Regions from separate parts of the Homo sapiens genome. Here all the other regions are linked to region 1. A link is a loop called in an ENCODE intact Hi-C map of the cell type or tissue named here. Cell type or tissue: OCI-LY7. All regions are shown on one strand. Region 1 overlaps ADCY3 (adenylate cyclase 3). Region 2 overlaps NCOA1 (nuclear receptor coactivator 1). Region 3 overlaps LOC105374329 (a long non-coding RNA gene).

What was found. Peaks named below come from ENCODE experiments on the same cell type or tissue, not always from the same donor. Only the 100,000 strongest peaks of a DNase experiment are listed, where the experiment ranks them.
Region 2: a loop joins it to region 1, with 17 times the contacts of the local background. A loop is called at or near these places in 18 of 110 quality-filtered maps.
Region 3: a loop joins it to region 1, with 8 times the contacts of the local background. A loop is called at or near these places in 109 of 110 quality-filtered maps.

The regions. Positions count from the first base shown.
Region 1 is chr2:24,823,754-24,831,753 of GRCh38, reverse strand. It overlaps ADCY3 (adenylate cyclase 3), which reads left to right. Exons shown (of 22, transcript NM_004036.5): 12 at 5-92; 13 at 929-1,045; 14 at 3,593-3,852; 15 at 4,146-4,208; 16 at 5,628-5,709; 17 at 7,218-7,376. Among named protein-coding and RNA genes, the nearest start is that of CENPO, 34 kb to the right of the region's middle. RefSeq lists enhancers at 5,170-5,728, 5,729-6,288. In OCI-LY7, CTCF peaks have their summits at 3,763, 3,963 (motif pointing right), 6,336 and 6,535 (motif pointing left); DNase peaks (open chromatin) are centred at 3,973, 4,283 and 5,343; H3K27ac peaks cover 1,944 bases.
Region 2 is chr2:24,609,550-24,617,549 of GRCh38, reverse strand. All of the region lies in intron 3 of NCOA1 (nuclear receptor coactivator 1), which reads right to left. Among named protein-coding and RNA genes, the nearest start is that of NCOA1, 120 kb to the right of the region's middle. RefSeq lists an enhancer at 4,155-4,204. In OCI-LY7, CTCF peaks have their summits at 4,129 and 4,328 (motif pointing left); a DNase peak (open chromatin) is centred at 4,289.
Region 3 is chr2:24,405,198-24,413,197 of GRCh38, reverse strand. The region is part of intron 2 of LOC105374329 (a long non-coding RNA gene); the gene reads right to left. Among named protein-coding and RNA genes, the nearest start is that of ITSN2, 49 kb to the right of the region's middle. In OCI-LY7, CTCF peaks have their summits at 2,854 and 3,081 (motif pointing left); a DNase peak (open chromatin) is centred at 3,057.

The sequences.
Region 1 (8,000 bases):
ACAGGCTAATGACAAACTATGTGACCTTCATGGTGGGGGAGATTCTGCTCCTCATCCTGACCATCTGCTCCCTGGCTGCCATCTTTCCCCGGGTAAGAGGCACTTTTCTACTGAGCTCAGAAGCCTCTGGAAGTGAGTGGCACTCCCTGTAAAACTGGGCAGTGATGGAGTTATTCTTTCTGTCAAATCTGACAGGCAGACACTCCTCTGTTAGGACGGTCCAGGCACTTGCCCATCCATTCATTCACCATCAGCAGAGCACTCCCTCTGGCTGGGCCACCAGGCTGTGGCAGGCTGTGGTGGGCCACGGCTGGGCCGTGGTGGGCCTTGTTGGGCCGTGGCGCTGCAGCACGTATGAGTACGGCAGAGTCTGGGTAAACAAGAACCTGGGTAGAGAGGAAGTGGAGGGCCGGCTGGAAGGTGGGTTGGCCCCGATGGTGAAGGCCCTTAGAAGCCAGACTAAAGGGATTAAAACTTTCTCCTGTAAGGCACTGAGGTACCAAGCAGAGTTTTTTTTTTTTTTAATCAGAATGACAAAGGTAAAGCAGTGTTTAGGAACATAAATCTGACAGGTGGCTCGCCAGGTCACTTGGAGCCAGGATAGGCAGGAGTAGCTGGCCAGAGACGAGCAGCCCTGAAAACTGTTCCTGCCCTGGCCTCACCTCGTCACCACGTCTGCTGTGGAAAGGGCTGCGACCTGGAGGCTGTGCTGTTGAACAGGCACATCGAGGAGGTCCAACACAGCGTCAGAACTCCCACGCCCTCTTCTCAGCTCTGCCCCTTGGTCAGCTGTCAGGTGACTCCCAGGCAGAGTCCGTTTTGAGGCTCCTGGGACTGGAATACGGGACCAGCCTGAGTTGCTGTCAGTCACGTCGCAGGAGAAAGGACTGGCAAAGGCTCATGGCCCTTGAAATTCTGTTCCTTCTAGGCCTTTCCTAAGAAGCTTGTGGCCTTCTCAACTTGGATTGACCGGACCCGCTGGGCCAGGAACACCTGGGCCATGCTCGCCATCTTCATCCTGGTGATGGCAAATGTCGTGGACATGGTGAGCTCCTGCTGTCCTTGTTGAAGGGACGCCCCTGTTCTCAGTGGAGAAGGGCTTCTGTTTGGGTCACACAAGCAGTTTCTCAGTCCATCCCTCCACCGTCATGTAGCTTTGGAGTGGCTCTTAGGTTCCCAAACACATCATCCCCACCTAGTGGAAGGAGTCTTGTCCCTGTCATCCAGGGAGCCTCTGGGATGGACTTGTTTCCTTGAAGCTCCTCTCCCAGAGTCCGAGAGCACAGTTCCATGTGCCCAGGCCTGTGCTAGGTACCTTATGTATGTTGATTCATTTAATCTGTGAAAAAGTCCTGAGCAGTTGTACCAGTATCTGCAGTTTCATAGGGAGAAACTAACTCTCAAAAAGGGTAATTGGTTGGGCGCGGTAGCTCACGCCTGTAATCCCAGCACTTTGGGAGGCCAAGGTGGGCGGATCACGAGGTCAGGAGTTCGAAACCAGCCTGGCCAACATGGTGAAACCCCATCTGTACTAAAAATACAAAAATTAGCCAGGCATGGTGGTGCACACCTGTAATCCCAGCTACTTGGGAGGCTGAAGCAGGAGAATCGCTTGAACCCAGGAGGCGGAGGTTGCAGTGAGCCGAGATTGAGCCGCTGCACTCCAGCCTAGGCGACAGCAAGACTCCGTCTCAAAAAAAAAAAAAAAAGGTAATTCACTTGCTCTAGGTCACACAGCCAGGAAGTGACAGAGTCCAGAATGGAGGCAGTTCTAAGTCCCAGTCCTGTGTATTCTTCCTCCCTGAGGGGGCAGCCAAATGCTTTCTTGGGGAAAAGGGACAGGAGTTGGGAGCCCAGATCTATTGGTTTAGAACCACTGGGCACGTATTGAGCACTACATGCCTGGAGCTGTCATCAGTGTTCTCTTGTCAGTTGTCACGGCCTCCTCTAATTGTGGTAGTACCATATACACTATCTTCCTTTTTTTTCAAATATAATGTTATTGTTGTACTTTAACAATTGGAGCACACGGTGCCGGGCGCAGTGGCTCACGCCTGTAATCCCAGCACTTTGGGAGGCCAAGGCGGGCGGATCACGAGGTCAGGAGATCGAAATCATCCTGGCTAACACAGTTGAAACCCCGTCTCTACTAAAAATACAAAAAAATTAGCCGGGCGTGGTGGCAGGCGCCTGTAGTCCCAGCTACTCAGGAGGCTGAGGCAGGAGAATGGCGTGAACCCGGGAGGTGGAGCTTGCAGTGAGCCGAGATTGTGCACTGCACTCCAGCCTGGCAACAGAGTGAGACTTTGTCTCAAAAAAAAAAAAAAAAAAAAAAAAAAAATTGGAGCACACAAATACAACCAACATGGAGACTTATTCTGCCAGTGGTATAAGTGAAAAAGCTCCAGGGCTGCAGCTAATCAGAAGTCCAGTGGGGGGCCGGGCGCGGTGGCTCACACTTGTAATTCCAGCACTTTGGGAGGCTGAGGCAGGCAGATCACTTGAGGTCAGGAGTTTGAGACCAGCCTGGCCAAGATGGTGAAACCCCGTCTCTACTAAAAATACAAAAATTAGCCAGCCACAATGGCACGAGCCTGTAATTCCAGCTACTTGGGCAGCTGAGGCAGGAGAATCGCTTGAACCTGGGAGGTGGAGGTTGCAGTGAGCCAAGAATGCACCACTGCACGCCAGTCTGGGCGACAGAGCGAGACTCCATCTCAAAAAAAAAAAAGAAAAAAAAGAATAAGTCTACTGGGAATGAGGAGTTAGGGGCTCCAGAGCCTACCTTGGCCAGGGGTTGCTGGTGCCCACTACCCAGGGAAGAGAAGCCCCAGGCCCCCTGCATGTCACAACATGCCTGGAACCTGGCACCCAGGTGTGGAGGTCACCACTGCATGGGGTCCTGGACACTGTACAGGACACCTGGAGATGCTGTCACTCATGGAGGGGTAAAAAGCTAGGGAGGTGTAACAACTGCTCATGCTAGAATGACATGGCGGGAATCGCGCAAGCAAGACAAGGTTGCCCTGTGGGTGAAAGTTACAAAAAGGGGGGGTTGATTCCGGTTCTGGATGCGCTTTCTCCCGGCCGCATCTGCCCAGTAGCAGAACCAGTAAAGAATCCAGAAGGCAGTGAACATCCCCCCAATGGAAGGATTTGGGCAGAGACTAGCTGTCATCACGGGGAGGCTGTGAGTGGGGCTCATGGTCCCGTGGCCCCTCCTGAAGCAACAGTGTGATATGGGGAAGAACATGTTGGATTTGAAGCCTAAAGACTTGGCTCCTACTTTTGGCTTTTCTGCTTGCTAATTGTGTTTGGGCAAATCTGGCCCGAGTTTTCTGTACAATAGGGACAGTACTAAAAATACTCGAGAGAGTTTTTGTGAATGTCAAATGAGGCAACGGCGAGGCTCTTAGCTGCAGTTACTAACTTTCATATGATTAGTCCCTGGTAAATTTCCCCATCTTTCCCGGTATTTCTGGGGGAGCCGCGGGAGGTGGCAGCTGAGCGTGCACTACCATGCACAGCCCTCTGTGACCAGCACCTGCTGTTCTCTTGAACGTGTGTCCCTGCCCGCCGTCCTGGCCTCCAGCTCAGCTGTCTCCAGTACTACACGGGACCCAGCAATGCAACGGCAGGGATGGAAACGGAGGGCAGCTGCCTGGAGAACCCCAAGTATTACAACTATGTGGCCGTGCTGTCCCTCATCGCCACCATCATGCTGGTGCAGGTCAGCCACATGGTGAAGCTCACGCTCATGCTGCTCGTCGCAGGCGCCGTGGCCACCATCAACCTCTATGCCTGGCGTCCCGTCTTTGATGAATACGACCACAAGCGTTTTCGGGAGCACGAGTAAGATGAAGCGTGACTGGGGATCTGTATTGTCTCCTTCCTCCCGCCCGCAAAGTCCTCAGTTCAAGCTCATGGGCCTGTGCTGAGGTGGCTTTCTGCCACTAGGGGTCCTCAAAGGCTTGTTCAAGAACCAGTTCCTGGCTGCTCACAGACGTATCACTGTTTGGCTAGGACCTGAGAATAGATTCTTCCCATTCTCCCCGAGTGGAGGACTTGGGATACCCCGGTGCCTGGCTGGGCATCAGGCTCTTGTTCCCAGATGGGGCCTGACTGTGCTGTTATCTGTCCAACAGCTTACCTATGGTGGCCTTAGAGCAGATGCAAGGATTCAACCCTGGGCTCAATGGCACTGACAGGTAAGGGCCACGGCTTCCCCTCCTGGCCTGCACTCACAGCCCTTCTTCTAGAGACAGGAATATAACAGGCCCAAGCCCCGGGATCTCACCCTCCCGGGAGGCACGTGACCTGATACGTGCAGGTTAGAGAAGCTGGCATGGGTTCCTCCAGGAGGGCTGCAGCAGTGCAGTGAGGAGGGAAGGAAATACCAGGTGGATGGCAGCTGCATGTAACTGGCTGGCAGGACAGACAGGCAGCAGGAAAATGAGGAGGGAGGAAGACGCTTTGGATTTGGACCTGGCTTCTGAGCCTGCAGCAGGCAGTAATTCTCTGTGGGTCACAGGCAGGTCCGTTTCCATGAGTTGCAATTTCATCTCTTGAGGAGGATACTGAACCAGAAGTTCTCTAAGGTCCCTGCCAGTGCCAAGGTTTTAAAATTTTATGATTCCATGACTTGAACAGACCTTCAAGGAAGTTTAGAAATAAAAAGATGACCTAATAGAAGAGGGGTAAAACCTGCATAGCCCTTAGCAAAAGAAGAACTCTAAATGGCCACTAATAAATGGCACTCAAGTAATCAAGGAAATGCCAGTTACACCCTAGTGAGATACCATCACACACGTACCGGTCCAGATAACTCTGACAATATCAAGTACAATAGTAACTCTTACACTCCTGGTGGGAGTATGAGTTAGTACAACCGTGTTAGAAAATATTTTGATCTATTTAGTAAGGTTGAAAATAAACCTGTGTCCCAGCAATTCCACTCCTACATACACACCCACGCAGACGTGTGTATATGTGTATATATATATATACACACATCTTAGAGAAATTCATGCACATACTCATGTCCCAGGATATATGTATGAGAATGTCCAAAGTGGCACTGTTCGTAATAGACATACCCCCTCCCCCAAAACAAATGAAAACAACCCAAATGACATCAACAGGAAATGGATACATAACTGGTATATTCATGCAGTGAAATACCATACGGTAATGGAAACTAACCACAGCTCCACATAAAAATATGTATGAACAAGGTAAAAAGCCATGGTGAGATTGTACCCCAGTCCCATGGCTATGAAATCCCATCACTGATGTCTCTTGCTTCTCCAAATTCCTGCATGGTTGTAGCTACCTCTGTGATCAGTCAGGCAATGCAGTGTTTCTTAAATACCTGGGGAGCAGCCCTGATGTGAATACCAGGTGCAGCCAGGAGGGGCCAGGGGTTGCCTGGCTGTTGGAGAGGAGCCCAGTGAGTTAAGAAAATTTTACTGCCCGGGGGAGCCCGACTTGATGTGAAAGGGCCTAAGGAGCCGGGGTGAGCTCTAGGGCTGGGGTGGCAGGAAGCAGCACCATCTAGTTGGAGGGAATCAGGCCCCCTCCAGGAGGCAGATGACAGCCCTTTCAGTTGCACACGCTCTGCCCAGCAGGCTGCCCCTGGTGCCTTCCAAGTACTCTATGACGGTGATGGTGTTCCTCATGATGCTCAGCTTCTACTACTTCTCCCGCCACGTGAGTGCCGCCTGCACGATCCCCGCTCTGTGCCCACAGCCCACAGGGCCTCCTGAGAAGCAGCCCTGGGACCTAAGAGCCCAAGCTCCTAAGGAATGGGGCTTCCCTTCACCCAGCCCCACACGTGAGCCTGGTCAGGCCACCGCCTTCTCTATTCAGGCTCCTTCCTCAGTCACACAGGAAGACAGTTCCTCACCTCTTCCGTCCGACCCCCTCCAGGATGGTGAAGGAAGCATGGGAGTGAAGGTGGGAGGGGATAGAGTGAAGGCACAAACATCTTGAATCAAATCAATATCCCCTAGGCCAGGGGCTCATGGCCCCCGCACTCCCCGTGGCGCTGAGGGACATTAACACAACTGACCACAGAGCCAGAAGAGAAAGAGAAGGGAGCTGATGGACTTTCTGTTGGGTTAAAAGGAAAAGAGAAGGCCGGTGCAGTGGCTCATTTTGGGAGGCTGAGGGTGGAGGATCACTTGAGTCCAGGAGTCTGAGACCAGCCTGGGCAATATGGTGAAACCCTGTCTCTACTAAAAAATACAAAAATTAGCCAGGCATGGTGGCCCGCACCTGTAATCCCAGCTACTTGAGAGGCTGAGGCAGGAGGATTGCTTGAATCTAGGAGGTTGAGGCTGTAGTAAGCTGAGATCACACCACTGCACTCCAGCCTGGGTGACAAAGTGAGACACCCCCCCCGCACCCCCCCCCCCCCCGCCACAACCACCGCACTCAACCGGACAAAAAAGGAAAAGAGAAGGAAGAGAGGGAAGAGAAAGATCCTCTGTACTTAGGGCCCAATGTTAGTTCAAGTGCCCCCTACTGGCTTTCCAGGGAAGTACAGCCTTCCCAAGCCACTTCTTACCCAAATGGCGCCTGCTAGAAAGGGGGACTCCACCCTGAGTTGGGAGATCCCCACTGCTGCCACCTCCACGAGACAGACCTGCAGCTGAAATTAGGTCCCAAGAGGCCCCCTACACACGGAAGGCCTCCTGGATCTCTGCTGTAATTACGGAGGCTGGGAACCGCACCACTATTGGGTGGCCTTTTGATGAGGTGCAATCTTTGCAGGGTCTTACTTCCCTTGCCATTTAGCCATCTTCCTTCCAGCCTTTCCAAGGGGAGTTCCTCCATTCACGTTCCTGTTTTTCTTCTTTTTTTGAGACTGAGTCTCACTCTTTTGCCCAGGCTGGAGTGCAGTGGTGCGATCTCGGCTCACTGCAACCTCTGCCTCCTGGGTTCAAGTTGATTCTCCTGCCTCAGCCTCCCGAGTAGCTGGGATTACAGGTGCCCGCCACCATGCCCGGCTAATTTTTGTATTTTTAGTAGAGACAGGGTTTCACCATGTTGGTCAGGCTGGTCTCGAACTCCTGACCTCAGGTGATCCGCCTGCCTCGGCCTCCCAAAGTGCTGGGATTACAGGCATGAACCGCCACGCCTGGCCATTCCTGTTTTTCATCCTTCTATCCAGTGGCCAGCTTAGAGCACATGCCTCGCCTTGTCTGTGTCTGTAGGTAGAAAAACTGGCACGGACACTTTTCTTGTGGAAGATTGAGGTCCACGACCAGAAGGAACGTGTCTATGAGATGCGACGCTGGAACGAGGCCTTGGTCACCAACATGTTGCCTGAGCACGTGGCACGCCATTTCCTGGGGTCCAAGAAGAGAGATGAGGTGAGGGGTGTGGTCTCAGCCCGGAACCATGAGGCCATTTGTCTCCATCTGTTCTTTCTTTCAGGCAGCCCCCGCTGGGCCCAGGCCTTCTCAGGGACAGGGGACTGGGGCCTAGGTAGGGCTGAACCTAAACAGCAAACACAAATAAGCAAAAGAGGAATTTCTCCGGCCTCTTATAAAGTGCACTGCTGTAGGCATCGTGATGTGGGCCGTACAGCTCTGAGGCCATGTGTCAGAAGACAAGACTTTGGCTAGAGCCCACCTTTCTGTTGCCTGTGAACTTCTCCAAACAGAGTGGTTCCCAGCTCTACGGTACCCTCGTCTTCACAGCTGGGGCTGTTAGAGGAACTAGAGAAGCTGTTTTAAAATTTATTCAAAGTAGTGGCCGGGCACAGTGGCTCATGCCTGTAATCCCGGCACTTTGGGAGGCCGAGGCGGGTGGATCATCTGAGGTCAGGAGTTTGAGACCAGCCTGGGCAACAAATAGTGAAACCCTGTCTCTACTAAAAAATACAAAAATTAACTGGACGCGGTGGTGCACACCTGTCGTCCCAGCTACTCGGGAAACTGAGACAGGAGACTCACTTGAACCCGGGAGGTGGAGGTTGCAGTGAGCTGAGATTG
Region 2 (8,000 bases), 210 kb after region 1:
ATAAAGGATTCTGGAATCACTAACACATTAATGATAGTGGAGTGTATGAGATGACCAACAGAACGTGTGCAGAAAGAGAAGAGAATGGATTACTATGGAAGCACTGCAATATTTCAAGAGGGACACTGTTACAGCTGGAAGAACAAGTAAAAAAGAGAGAAAATGGATAGAGGTAAAAGGAAAACCAGCAGAAGTTGAGGTGGAGAGATCATAACGTTCAGTTTCGAGAAGGATTTTTGTACCTGCCAAAACAATCACAACAAACTCTTAGAAAAAAGTGCCCAAAGGTAATGAAGAGTCTGCTAAAATTTAAACCCCAATTAGGCATGAATACTCTTCTCTCAAAGGGCCCTGAAATTCAACATACCCCAACAACACCACAGTCATTGGAGCAACATGCTTTTATGTTCAACATTTCTACCATCCTCCCCAACTTCATACCATAAAGATGCAAACAAGTATTTGATGGTAAGTTTGTAGGACAGTATTATAAAGTCTCTTTTTGAGGGGTGGTGTCTAAAACTGTATCTCTCCATCCAAGGTTTTGGCTACTCCTAGTATACTAAGATTTGTCATCACAGTAAACATGTCTATGTTCACAATTTCGACCTCATTTTATAAACTTTCCAAAGTATCGCTTTCAGAATCAATTTTTTACAGACTGGATTTCATTTTTCCCTTCCTCTTTCTAGCCTCTGCTAAATCCTCAGGGATTAAGAGCTTAAGTCCCCTAACAACTGTTTTCCAATGTTTCCAAATACCCACACTAACTGCTCTACTTTCCTCAGTTCTAGTCAGGGACTGCTCATGTCCTGAGCAGGACTACAGTACATATAAAAAACTACAGTACTTCTAGGTAGGTGTCATACAGATATGCAAGTAGGAGATCAAAAGTGTACTCTTATATCAAGTCACACTCATCAGGTTACCAAAACATGCAGAACTGCTGCCTCTGTTTTGGGGGTATTTTTAAAGACCAACTTCATTTATTTTCCTATAATCCCCGATATCATTTTATCCATTACAACATCATCTTCCTTCCCCTAGACTCACATTCCTCCCCTTCCAAGAAATTCTTTATTCATTCCCTTTCACTTTTCCCAGTTTTGCCAAAAGAAATGGTATTTCTCTTGCATTTTTAATATGCTATTTTATTGGGAACATTGGAGAAAGATGGAAAGAAATCTCAACTATCAAATCCATACAAGAGCAACAAACGGTATCAAATTAAAACTATGTACTATGGTAACTATGTAACAAATTATTTTTCATCATCTGTGAAAAAGGATGGTAGGAAAAGGGAAATGTGCAAATAGCAGACACAACTCATGATGAAATTCACCCCACATACAAATCATCATTTCCATCCTCTGAAGGTTACTATTCCTTTGTTTCTCTTCTCTCTTCCTCTAATGTATAACCTAATGTGACAATGCTACCAAGTAACAAGCATGTAGACTCCAAAAAGTGCTATTTGATAGAAAATTCAGTATTACATATAAAGAGTGCCATTTTTATTTTACTTTGAAAAATTGTCTGCTTTAGTAAAAACTGAACCTAAAAGTAGGCTCTTAATATTCTAACACTGTCCTTATAAAAGTTTCCTAAGATCCCTGATCTTTTCATAAATGTTGGATGAATGGAACACCTTTGTAGTAATGACAAATTTCAGCCAGCCTTTACTTTTCCTCCTATCTGGACTTACTACTCTAATCCCTCACATTCTCATCCTCTTCCCTCTAGAAAGCCATTCCTCATCTGCAATGGTTTGGCTGAGTAACCCTCCTATGTGTCCTAGCATCTAACAAAAAAAGTAACTGTGTATGTATCTATCTGATTATATAGATAAGTTAACTGCAAGCTTCTTGAAAGCAGTGAGACTATGTCTCACTCACCGTTTTATCTCCAGAGCCTAGGACAATGCTTGGCACTTGTTAGATTCTCAACATTGACAGTCAGCATTGGCCCCCACCAGCACCATCGACCAGTACCCATCAGCTATTCCATCAACAACGTCCTAGACTAAGGCTTACTACAATCTCCTGCAGAGAAGCCAACATAACTTCTTAGAGGATTCCTTAAGTTCTGATACTAACCATCTACTGTGTGCCAAGCAATATATTACAGGTTCTATTTTATGTTATTTCTTCAAAAACCCCATGAAGTAAAAATAGTTATCCTCCTTTACCAACAAAATAATAAGAGGTCTGTGATAATTTACTTTCTCATAGCTACTAGTAACAAGCAGTTGAGCAGAGATTCATGCCTAAGTCTATCTGACTGTAAACTGAGGCCATTTCTACTGTGTTATTCTGCTTCCTCAATACCTACACAAAATCAACATAAATACATAATTTATCCAAATATATTTTTCTTGCTATATTCTGTAATGTCACAAACCCTTTGGGAATCAATAAAATTAACTCTGTGAATCACCTGGAAGACTGTAAAGATGGTAGGTTAAGATTACATGCTCTGGAATCAGAATGACTACTTGGATTCAAATAACAATTCTGCTACCCACTAGCTATATAAACTTGAATAATTCAATTTCTCTGTGCTTTGATTTGCTAATCTCTAAAATGGGAATACAAGTGGTAGCTATAGGATTCTTGTGAATAATAAATGACAAGATATGTGAAGGACTTAGAATGGAGCCTAGCATATAACAATATTAATACTAACAGCTAGAATTAGTGCATGCTTACAATATATGTTACCTTATTTTCAATAAACACTAGCTGTTATTATTTAATTATCTAAGTTTACATGAAGAAATAACTTTTTCTATGTCAGTGGTTCTCAGACTTGCAGTGCATCAGAATTATCTAGGAGGCTTTTAAACATACCCACAGGCCCTGCACCCTAGAGATTCTGACATGTAGGTGTGGTTGGGCTTTAGAAACTATTCTTTTGAAAATTTTCCAAGAGGATTCCCACTGCCTGAGATATGAGAATATGCTGGGCTAGAGATCTTAAAACATTTCTATTTTAAACGTCTGATATAAAGAATGAAAATGGGCTAGGTGCAATGACTCATACCTGTAATCCCAGCACTTTGCAAGGCCGAGGCAGGCAGATCACTTGAGCCCAGGAGTTCAAGAGTAGCCTGAACAACATGACAAAACCCTGTCTCTCCAAACAAAACAAAACAAAAACAAAAAAGTAGCCAGGTGTGGTGGTGTATACCTATAGTCCCAGCTACACAGGAGGTTGAGGTGGGAGGATCCCCTGACCCCAGGTGGTTGAGGCTGCATGCAGTCAGCTGTGATCACACCACTGTACTCCAGCCTGGATAACAGAATGAAACCCCATAGCAAAAAAAAAAAAAAAAAAAAAAAAAAAAAAAAGAATGGAAATGAATCGATACAATAGGCAGAAAAGCAAGTAATAAAGCTTCCAGATACTCCTGGGGCATATATGAATCCTAGTAACCTAGGGTTGGAAAGGATTGAGAAAAAAGTTTAGGCCTCTGAAAGTCAGGTAAGACACTATCAGACAAAGACAGGGCCCAAGAAGGACAATAACACCAGGAAAAGGGTAAATTCAAACATTAAAAACACCTTCAAAGGCAAACATCAAAGAAAACCTCTTGGCCTTAGCAAAGACATCATGAGGATTTGGTGCCTGAATCATCTATGCTATGTGAATACTCCTAAAACTCAAAAGTCGGGGTGCAGCAGGACCTTCTCTGCTTCACACCCAGGCAGATCTCCAGGTAACTGGAGCACCCATTCACCGGGATCAGCAGGCTAAGCCAGCCCACTCTCCCCATGCCAAGACCATGGTAAAGCAGGGCACTCTCTGCCCCATTCCCGGGCATAGCTTCAGGCAGTCAGAGGACCCATTTGCATGGATTGCTAGCCTGAGACACCCCATCCTTCCTGTGTAGAGATTGTGGTACAGCAGGGCCCTCTGTACGCAGCACCCAGGCAGATCTCCAGGTACCTGGAGTACCCACTCTCCTGGATTAAGAGTTCAGGCCTCCACCCCTGCCTGTGTAGAGAACTTGGGGCCAAGGAGGTTTGCCAGCTCCATGCCTAGGACCACCTCTGGGTGCTTGGTGGCTGCCCATTGGCTTCTCCCTCAGTGTTAGTGATTGTGCCTGCCATCAGGGGACTGTAGGTGGCCTGGCCCCACTCATCTTGCTTCCCACTCCCCTGGGGCTGAGCAAGTAGCTCAGACCACTGTGCACTCCACGTATCAGCCCAATGCCTGAGGCAACAGAGAGCTTCTTCCTGTAAACAAGTATCAAGTGTATACCTAGTCACACTGGCTACAGCTGGCTAAGTGATCTTACCCGTAAGCGCCATCTACTGGCTTGTAGGTTGAACCCTACAGCCCAATATAAAATCTGCCCAAAGAAGTACATAGGCTATAGAAGCAAAGCCAAAAGATGCTACCCAGCATTCTCTACAATCATATCCCCTAGGGAGTTGGGGAATGGAAAGGGAAAGAAAAAAAAAATATTACAGGGACAGGAACAAAAAAAGAAAAAAATCCTACCTGCATGAAAATAATTACAAAAATCAAAAGTGCCAGTGTCTCCAGATGAGAAGGAACCAGTGCAAGAATTCTGGCCAAACGAAAAATCTGATCGTAGTGACACCACTCAATAATCACACTAGCTCTCCAGCAATGGCCCCTAACCAAAATGGAAACTCAGATATGACAGATAAAGAATTCAAAGCATGAATTACAAGGAAGCTCACTGGGATCCAAAAAAAGGTTGAAAATCAACACAAAGAAACTTCTAAATCATTCTAAGAAATGAAGGAAGCGGTAAATACTTTAAAAAGAAGTCAATCAGAACTTCTGGAATTGAAAACTCACTTAAGGAATTTCAAAATATTAGGGAAAGCTTTATCAATAGACTGGACCAAGCAGAAGAAAGAATTTCAGAGCTTGAAGACTGCCCTTTTGAACTGATCTAGTCAGACAAAAATAAAGAAAAAAGAATTCAAAAAAAAGGAACAAAGTCTTTAAGAAATATGGGATTATGTAAAGCAACCAAATTTACTAATTGCTGGCATTCCTGAGATGGAGAAAAAGCAAACAACCTGGAAAACACATTTGAGGGAATAATTCAAGAAAATTTCCCGAATCTTGCAAGAGAGGTAGACATTCAGATACAAGAAATTCAGAGAACACCTGTGAGATACTACACAAAACAAACATCAATAAGAAATATAATCACAAAACGATTCAAGGTCAAAGCTAATGAAAAAGTCTTAAAGGTAGTCAGAGAAAAAGGTCAGAGGAAATCCCATCAGGCTAGCAGTGGACTTCTCAGCAGAAACTGTATAAGATTGGGGGCCTATTTTCAGCATTCTTAAAGTAATTCCAACCAAGAATTTAATATCCTGCCAAACTAAGCTTCATAAGCAAAGAAGAAATAAAATCTTTTCCAGACAAGCAAGTGCTAGAGAATTCGTTACCACTAGACCAGCCTTAAAAGAGATCTTTAAGGGAATTCTAAACGTGGAAATGAAAGAAAAATAACCTTCTACCACAAAAACACAATTAAGCACACAGCTCACAGACCCTATAAAGCAACCACACAATAGAAACTACAGTGACTAGCTAACAACTTCACAATAGGATCAAAACCTCACATATCAATATTAACTGTGAATGTAAACGGTTTAAATGCCCCACTTAAAAGGCACAGAGATGAATTGGATTAAAAAAAAAAGACTCATCTATCTGTTGCCTTCAAGAGACCCATCCCGCACATAACAATACCCACGGGCTCAAAGTAAAGGGTTGGAGAAAGATCTATCATGTAAATGAAAAATAAAAAGGAGCAGGGGTTGCAAGTCTTACATCATATAAAACAGACTTTAAAATAACAGTAAAAAAAGAACAAAGAAGGACATTACATTACAATAAAGGGTTCAATTCAACAAAAAGACTTAACTATCCTAAATATAAACCCACTGGAGCACCAACTTCATAAAACAAAAAAGGGAATGCTTATACATTTTTAGTGGGAATGTAAATTACTTCACCCACTATGGGAAACGGTATGGAGGTTTCTCAAATAACTTACAACAGAACTACCATTTGGCCCAGCAAACTCAATACTAGGTACATATCCAAAAGAATATAAATTGTTATGCCAAAAAGACACATGTACTCTTACGTTCACTGCAGCACTCTTTACAATAGCAAAAACATGAAGTCAACCTAGATGCCCAACAGTAGATCAGACAAATTAAATGTGGTACACGTATACCACGAAATATTATGCAGCTGTAAAAGAAAATAAAATCATGCCACTTGCGACAACGTGGATGTAGGCCATTATTCTAAGCAAATTAACAAGGGAACAGAAAACCAAATACTGCATGTTCTCATTTATGAGTGGGAACTAAACACTGGGCACTCATGGACATAAAGATGGCAACAATAGACACTGGGACTAACAGAGCAGGGAGGGAGAGATGGGAGCAAGGGTTAAAAAATTAACTGTTGGGTACTATGCTCACTACCTGGGTGACAGGGTCATTCACACCCCAAACCTCAGCATCACACAATATACCCATGTAACAAACCTGTACATGTACTCCCTGAATCTAAAATAAAAGTTAAAAAATTTTTTAAAAGGGGAGAATTTCAAGTTAAAACCTATGTTCATAGACCCCTAACTCCAAGCACATAGTAGAAGGAAATAAAAAATCTTCCCTGGAGGAATGCACTGTGAACTCAAGTCTAAAGAGTTCCACAGTTACACAGGGTTCCAGTTAAAAAAAAGAAGTTCATGATTCAAAAAAAAAAAACCACAATAAATACAAGTAAATAAGGCACTATTAGAAAGAGCCAGAGAAAACAAACAACAAAATTTGTTGTAAAATTTCAGATATTAGAATTATCAAATATAGAATATTAAATATGTTTAATATATTAAGAGAAAAAGATGGAACAAATAAAAATACTAGTAAAGCTCGAGAGAATATAAAAAATGAATGGGCAAATCTGAAAAATAACCAAACAGAACTACTAGAATTGAAAAACATCACAAGTAAAATCATAATGGAAGAAGTAAATAAACAGAGTCAGTGAACTGTTACACAGAAATGACAAAACAATTCAGAATGCAGCGTAAAGGCTGGGCGCTGTGGCTCACACCTATAATCCCAGCACTTTGGGAGGCCAAGGTGGGCAGATTACGAGGTCAGAAGATCAAGACCATCCTGGCTAACACGGTAAAACCCTGTCTCTACTAAAAAAAAGAAAAAAAGAAAAAATACAAAAAATTAGCTGGGCGTGGTGGCAAGTGCCTGTAGTCCTAGCTATTCGGGAGGCTGAGGCAGGAGAATCGCTTGAACCGGAAGATGGAGGTTGCAGTGAGCAGAGATCACGCCACTGCACTCCAGCCTGAGCGACAGAGACTCTGTCTCAAAAAAAAAAAAAAAAAAAAAAGAATGCAGCCTATAGTCACAAAGAAATGCAAAATATGAAAGAAAGGTTAAAAGACATGGTAGAGAAAATGGAACAATTACTACCAGAAAGACTACATTCCCTGATCACAATGCAATGAAATCAAAGCCAATAAGAAAAAGACATAAAATTGTCATACATTTCAAAACTTAAAACCGTATCACTAAATAACATATGACTCAAGGAAAAAATTATAAATATTTTTAAACCCAAGAATGAAAAAATAATGAAAACGCTACATTTCAAAATCATAAAATGTAGTAAAAGCAATACTCAGAGAATGTATTCCCATCAATGCTTTCATTAGAAAAGAATGACTGAAAACTGAGCTAAATGTCTAAGAAGTTACCAGAAAGAATTTCCTCACCAAGAAAAAAAAAAGGCACAAATATAAAAGCACAAATTGATGAAACAGAAATCAAATGCACAATAAAGAGAATAATTAAACCAAAAGTTGGTCCTTTTTTATTTTTTAAGAGATGAGGTCTCGCTATGTTACCCAGGCTGGAGGTGCAGTGGCTATTCACAAGCATGATCATAGCACACTGCAGCCTTTT
Region 3 (8,000 bases), 420 kb after region 1:
ACGCTACCAAAAAGAATGAAGAAGCTCTTTATGTACTACATGCAAGTACATCCAAGATATCTTCAGTGAAAAGAGCAAGGCTCAGAAGGTCCATACACCAGTGTTGAGGCAAAGGGGGAATATAATACATTGTTTGCTTAAATATGCATAAAGTCACTCTGGGAGGCTACATCAAAAGCATGAAATGGATTAGCTCTGGGGAAGAGAATTGGGCACCTGGGAAACAGGAGCGGGAAGGAAAGTTTTCACAAACATTTATTTGTACCCTTTGAGCTTTCAGCCATGCGAACAAATTTCCTATTAAAAATAAAACATGGCCAGGCATGGTGGCTCCCATCTGTAATCCTGGTACTTTGGAGACCAAAGTGGGAGGATTACTTGAGGCCAAGAGTTCAAGACCAGCCTGGGCAACATAGGAAGACCCTGCCTCTACAAAATCTAAAAAAAAAAAAAAAAATTAGGCCAGGCCCAGTGGCTCATGCCTATAATCCCAACACTGTGGGAGGCTGAGGCGGGCGATCATTTGAGGTCAGGAGTTCGAGACCAGCCTAACCAACATGATGAAAACTCATCTCTACTAAAAATACAAAAAAATTAGCTGGACGTGGTGGTGTATGCCTGTAATCCCAGCAACTCGGGAGGCTGAGACAGGAGAATCACTTGAACCCAGGAGGCGGAGGTTGCAGTGAGCCAAGATTGTGCCACTGCACTCCAGCCTGGGCGACAGAGCGAGAGACTCTGTCTCAAAAACAAAAACAAAAAAATTAGCTGACTGTATGGCACACACCTGCAGTCCCAGCTACTTGAGAGATTGAGGCAGGAGGATTGTTTGAGCATAGGAGTTAGAGCAATGAGCTACAATTGTGCTACTGCACTCCAGCCTGTGTGACAGAATGAGATCCTGTCTCTTGAATAAGTAAATAAATAAATAAAACAGACCACCAGGTTTCCCTGATGTAGTACCACTGTGATACAAGACACAGGTGTTCACTTACGATAATAATCTTTCTTTAGCATAATCAACGTACTATTTACCACCATAAAGAAGCAGAGTTTGACTTACAGTTTCAATTGTGCATGAAAATAAATGACCTGTTTAAGGGGATAAACAGATGTATAAACTGATTGGCCACCTGTGTTACAATGGCATCATCATGGCCAGTCACAAAAGATTTCTCACCCTTTGACAAGAATGTGGACCCCTGGGGTGGAGTGTGGCAAAGGTCACTGTGGAGAAGGCCAGAGGCACTGACTTAGGAACAAAGCCTTTCTGAAATGGACAATGTCTTCACAGTGTCCTCCAATTCCAGGCACAAATGGCCCTCAGCCAAGCCCAGAGATTGCAGTCACACAGCCAGGTCAATCTATCGTGCCCGTCTTAGTCCATTTTGTGCTGCTATAAGGGAATACCAGCGACTAGGCAACTTATAAAGAAAAGAAATTTATTCTTCACAGTTCTGAAGGCTAGGAAGTCCAATATCAAGGTGTCAGCATCTTGCAAGGGCCTTCTTGCTGAGTCATCCCATGACAGAAGGTGAGAGGGAAAGAGAAAGATGCTTAAACAAAGCAGCAAATTTACTTGATTATGTAACTGAAAAGTCTGGAAATAGGGCTTGCTGCTATCTTGGCTTAAAGGTTGAAATGTATCACGAGGGTCTGCTTCTCTCTCTCTCTCCCTCTCTCTCTCTCACCTCTGTTCTCAGACTGGCTCCCACTGAAGATGTCAAGATGGCTGCAGCAACTTTGGGCCTCACATTCCCTCAGGTAAAAATCTAGCAGGACAGAGAAAGAATCTTTCCCTCAGAAGTCCCCAGAAAAATGACTGATGAATGGAAGCCTCATTCATAGCCAATGAGAAGAAATGATACTTTTGCTGGAAATGCAAGCTTTGGATTGATTTAGATCAGAAGCTCTGTGCCTGAGCTAAGGGTGAAGCCCCGGCCAAAGCAGCCCCACTTGGGAGGCAGAGGCATGGATTGCCACAAAAGGGTGGCTGCCTGGTGGGCAGTAGAGAGAACAGCTGTCAGTAAACAGCTGTAGCCTAAGATAATTGGCGTGCAACAGATATCCAGTAGGAATGAGGATCTGCCAAGAACAAGAAGTACACTGAAAGAAAGAGGATAGAATATAGATGTTTATACCTATCACTTGACATTAGTGTTTCAAATTAAAGAAGTCAATATTTCTAAACTTGATATACAATTTCAAAAAGAAAGAATAATTAATGTTTCTGGACGATATGCAATTTCAAAAAGAAAGAATAATTGCTTTATTCTTTGAAATTAAAAAAACTTCATAAAATTAGCTGTAAAAAGAAAACTTTATCTTGGGAATTACTGCAGATATGATTACTCTCATCTAAAAGCATGAAGAAATAAAAGACAGTGATGGGAATCAGCTACTGACAGTTCTAGATGGAATGTCTAATTTGAAAATGATTTCTTCTTTTCCATGTAAGGCTCTTCCATAATATGTAAATTGGAGGTGATTCGTACAACTCACGTCGTGGTAAAATAATAGCTAGAGTAAGAAGTTTGGGTTAGAAGTAGAATTACTTTTAAAAATAGTTCTACTGTCAGTTTCTATACTCATCAAACTTTTAATGGCAAGACATTTAGTACAAGAATTCTTCTAAATCACTGCAGAGAATTAATAATTACCACAAGAAGAAAAACAGTTTCTGAAGAGGTGACGTCCTGCCCTTAGACAAAGGGTCTGGTGGATTTAGCATATAATCTCTCCTGAGTGTCTCTGGCAGGCACTATTGGCAGCCTACTCAATGGCTATACTTCACTTCTTTCTCACCTAAAAAAATCAAGTACATAAATAAAAGCCCTATTCTGACCAGGCAACCATGTGCCCAGCTTTAGGTTCTAAGTAAATCGTGGTTCTCTAACTTTTCTTTTGTCAGTCTAGCGATGGACATGTAATTAAATTCTGACAGAAGAAGTCTCCTGGGGGGCCCAGTTTAAATTCTTGCTTAGGGGGACTTGAGAAAGCCCTTTTGCTCCAGCCTCCTTCCTGCCTTCTTAAATGTGGCCCTCTGAGGATATAATGTTTAGAGCAGCTGCTCCATCTTGTGGTCAGAAGAGGAAAGCCATGGAAACCTCAAATTTGTGCCTAACACATCTACTCCAGGGATTCCAGACGTTTTGCTAAGTGGCATATTATGGGTCACATGGGTTGAGCCACTTTGAATTGGATATTCTGTTGATTTCAACCAAAGTCATTCCTACATGATATAGCTCCTCCTCAAATTTCCGATCTGTGGTTGCCATACTAAATACCACATATTGGCTGGGCGTGGTGGCTCACGCTGTAATCCCAGCACTTTGGGAGGCTGAAACAGGCGGATCACTTGAGGTCAGGAGCTCGAGACCAGCCTGGCCAACATGGTGAAACCCCATCTCTACGAAAAATACAAAAATAGCTGAGGCAAGAGCATCACCTGAACCCGGGAGATGGAGGTTGCCGTGAGCCGAGATTGTGCCACTGCACTCCAGCCTGGGCGACAGAGTTTCAAAAGACAGAGTATATAAAAATACCACATACTAATTTTGGAGGTTATATATTTGCCTTGCAAAGGCTAAAATAAAGGACCAACTTTCAAAAAACCATCCTTAAAGAACAACTATTTCTTAAACTATCCTATTCGTTTAAATTTGGGCTAGCGGTTTTTTTTTAAACAAAAATATCAAGCCAGATTCTTTTAATCATTTCCTTCAGAAAGCCGTTAAATAAATGTATTAGTAAGATAACATCCTCGCACAGCTGACACCTGTCCTCCTGCTTCAACTATGACAATCTGTGAAATCTGAGGAGGAAAGTGTTGAGCTCATGATAAAGAAGAGCTTTCACTGGAAGCCATGCAAAGACACAACAGGCTGCTCCTGAGGGCAGAGGGAGGCCTCACCATGAGAGGCATCTAGGCATGAACAGCCCGAAAGGACTTTGTGAAGGAAGCTTAAATAACACATAAAATCCAACCAGGTCATCTTTAAGCTTCTCCTCAACTCTGAAGTTCAAGGATTGCATGTTCTTGTATCTCAATTCTTCAAACTGGAAAACAAACATCTTTTGTGCTTAATTCTGCAACTCTGTTTTTTAGGGGTTTTTTTTTGGTTTCTTTTGTTTGTTTTTTTGGGGGGGAGGGGGACTGAATCTCGCTCTGTCACCCAGGCTGGAGTGCTGTGGCGCGATCTTGGCTCACTGCAACCTCTGCCTCCTAGGTTCCAGCGATTCTCCTGTCTCAGCCTCATGAGTGGCTGGGATTACAGGCGTGCCCCACCACACCCAGCTAATTTTTGTTTGTTTGTTTAGTAGAGACGGAGTTTCACCATATCGGCCAGGCTAGTCTTGAACTCCTGACCTCAAGTGATCTGCCTGCCTCGGGCTCCCAAAGTGCTGGGATTACAGGCATGAGCCACTGTGCCCAGCCTGCAAAACTGTTTTTAATGCCATCTACTCTCCTTGAACATTTGATATATACACATTTTTTTTGCCTTCTAACTCAGGGGTACCTAACCCCCAGGCCATGGACCAGTAAGTGGCATATTATGGATCATATGGGTTGAGCCACTTTTAGTTGGATATTCTGTTGCTTTCAACCAAAGTCATTCCTACATGATGTAGCTCCTCCTCAAATTTCTGATCTGTGGTTGCCATATGAAATACCACATGCTAACTTTGGAGGCTATATATTTGCCTGACAAAGCCTAAAACAAAGGACCAACTTTCAAAAATCCAACCTTGAAGATGGATTTGCCATCTCTGCCTCCTGTCAGATCAGTGGTGGCATTAGATTCTCATAGGAGCACAAACCCTTATTGTGATCTGCACAAGCAAGGGATCTAGGTTGCGCTCCTTATGGGAATCTAACGCCTGACGATCTGAGGTGTAACAGTTTCATCCGGAAACTACCCCCACCCTCCCATCCCCATTCCGTGGAAAAACTGTCTTCCACAAACTGGACTCAGGTGCCAAAAAGGTTCCGGACCGGCCGGGCGTGGTGGCTCATGCCTGTAATCCCAGCACTTTGGGAGGCCGAGGCGGGCGGATCGCGAGGTCAGAAAATTGAGACGATCCTGGCTAACATGGTGAAACCCTGTCTCTACTAAAAATACAAAAAAATTAGCTGGGTGTGGTGGCAGATGCCTGTAGCCCCAGCTACTCAGGAGGCTGAGGCAGGAGAATGGCGTGAACCCAGGAGGCGGAGCTTGCAGTCAGCCCGAGCCGAGACAGTGCCACTGCACTCCAGCCTGGGCAACACAGCGAGACTCCGTCTCAAAAAAAAAAAAAAAAAAAAAAAAAAAAAGTTCAGGACTGCTGTTCTAATTGCCTACTCCCCATCTTTAATATCATGTAACCCAAATTCTATACCCCACCTTTGTACTAAAAGCATTCTTACTTTACCAATGACTTTGAAGATTCAAGCCAACTCAACACATTTTTCATCATCTTTATCCTCCTTGAACTCTCTGCTACATCTAAGCCTGTTTTCCAACTTCTGCTTGAAACTCTCTCCTTCCTTCAGTGACATTCTAGACACTTGAGTTTGTGTTTTGTTTTGATTGTTTTTCTTAGTCTTTATCAAGATACAACCGAAGCTGGATGCAGTGGCTTATGCCTGTAATCCCAGCACTTTGGGGGGGCTGAAGTAGGAAGATCCCTGGAGCCCAAGAGTTTGAGACTAGCCTAGGCAACACAGCGAGACTCCATCTCTACAAGTTTGTTTGTTTTTTTTTAAGTAGCTGGGCCTGGTGGTGCACACCTATGGTCCCAGCTTCCTGGGAGGCTGAGGTGGGAGCATCGCTTGAGCCCATGAGGTCGAGGCAGCATGTGAGCCATGATCACACCACTGCACTCTAGCCTGGGCTACAGAGTGAGACCCGTCTCAAAAACAAAAAATTAATTAAATTAAAATAAAAGGTATAACTGAATCATCTGGGGAACATTTAAAAATTACACACATCTGGCTGGGCATGGTGGCTCATGCCTGTAATCCTAGCACTTTGGGAGGCTGAGGTGGGAGGATCACCTGAGGTCAGGAGTCCGAGACCAGCCTGACCAACATGGTAAAACCCCATCACTATTAAAAATACAAAAACTGGCCAGGCACAGTGGCCTGTAACCCCAACACTTTGGGAGGCCGAGGCGGGTGGATCACGAGGTCAGGAGTTTGAGACCAGCCTGACCAACATGCTGAAACCCCGTCTCTACTAAAAACAAAAAAAATTAGCTGGGCATGGTGGTGTGCGCCTGTAATCCCAGCTGCTCAGAAGGCTGAGGCAGGAGAATCTCCTGAACCCGGGAGGCGGAGGATGTAGTGAGCAGAGATCAAGCCACTGCACTCCAGCCTGGGCGACAGAGCAAGACTCTGTCTCAAAAACAAACAAAACAAAACAAAAATTACACACATCTAAGTTCCAATCCAAGAATTCTGATTCAGTGCATCAAGTGTGGGGTGCCTTTGGCCAAACACTATGTTTTCAGGGTATACATTTCTCCTAATCCCTTCTTCCATCAATTCTGCTTTGTTAACAGGGAAAAAGTCGGTCATGGCTATTGGTTAGGCTGCCAAGATCTGTTCAATATTATACGGTTAAATTTGGATTTTTAAACTAATGAGGAAAAAATACTTGTGTTATTAAAGAGTGACCAGAGGAACTTTCTTCTCAAGTAGGAAAAAAAAATCCACTAACTATAAAGAAAATGATAAATTAAGCCACATTAAAATTAATAACTTTGGCTTGGCCCGGTGGCTCACGCCTGTAATCTCAGCCCTTTGGGAGGCCTAGGCAGGCAGATCACGAGGTTAGGAAATGGACACCATCCTGGCTAACACGGTGAGACCCCGTCTCTACTAAAAATACAAAATAAAATTAGCCAGGCATGGTGGCACTTGCCTGTAATCCCAGCTACTTGGGAGGCTGAGGTAGGAAAATTGCTTGAACCCGGGAGGTGGAGGTTGCAGTGAGCCAAGATCGCATCACTGCACTCCAGCCTGGGCGACAGAGCAAGACTCCATCTCAAAAAAAAATTAATTAATTAAATTAATAACTTCTGTCCATCACAAAACACCATGAAGAAGGTAGAAAGGTAAGCCATGGAATGGAAAATTATAGTTATATCAAATATTCTTGAGAAAGAACTTTAAAGAACTCTTACAAATTAATTTTAATTATTTGTATTTATTTATTTATTTTTGAGACAGGGTCTCACTCTATCGCCCAGGCTGGAGTGCAGTGGCTTGGTCTCAGCTCACTAACCTCCGCCTCCTGGGTTCAAGCAATTCTCCCACCTCAGCCTCCCAAGTAGCTGGAATCACAGGCATATGCCACCACACAGGCTGGGCGCGGTGGCTCACACCTGTAATCCTACCACTTTGGGAGGCCAAGGCAGGCAGATCATTTGAGGTCAGGAGTTTGAGACCAGCCTGGCCAAAATGGCGAAACCCCATCTCTGCTAAAAATACAAAAATTAGGCCCGGCGTGGTGACTCACATCTCTAATCCCAGCATTTTGGGAGGCCAAGGGGGGTGGATCACAAGGTCAGTTCAAGACCAGCCTGGCCAAGATGGTGAAACCCCGTCTCTAGTAAAAATACAAAAAATTAGCTGGCCATGGTGGCGGGGGCCTGTAATCCCAGCTACTCAGGAGGCTGAAGCAGAGAATTGCTTGAACCCAGGAGGCGGAGGTTGCAGTGAGCCGAGATTGCACCACTGCACTCCAGCCTGGGCGACAGACCGAGACTCTATCTCAAAAACAAACAAACGACAATTAGCCAGGTGTGGTGTCATGCACCTGTAGTCCCAGCTACTCGGGAGGCTGAGGCAGGAGAATCGCTTGAACCCAGGAGGTGGAGATTACAGTGAGCTGAGATGGTACCACTGCACTCCAGCCTGGGTGACAGAGCAAGACTCTGTCTCAAGAAAAAGAAAAAATTATGATTCTGCTGGGTATGGTGACATGTACCTATAGTACCAGCTATTCAGGAGGCTG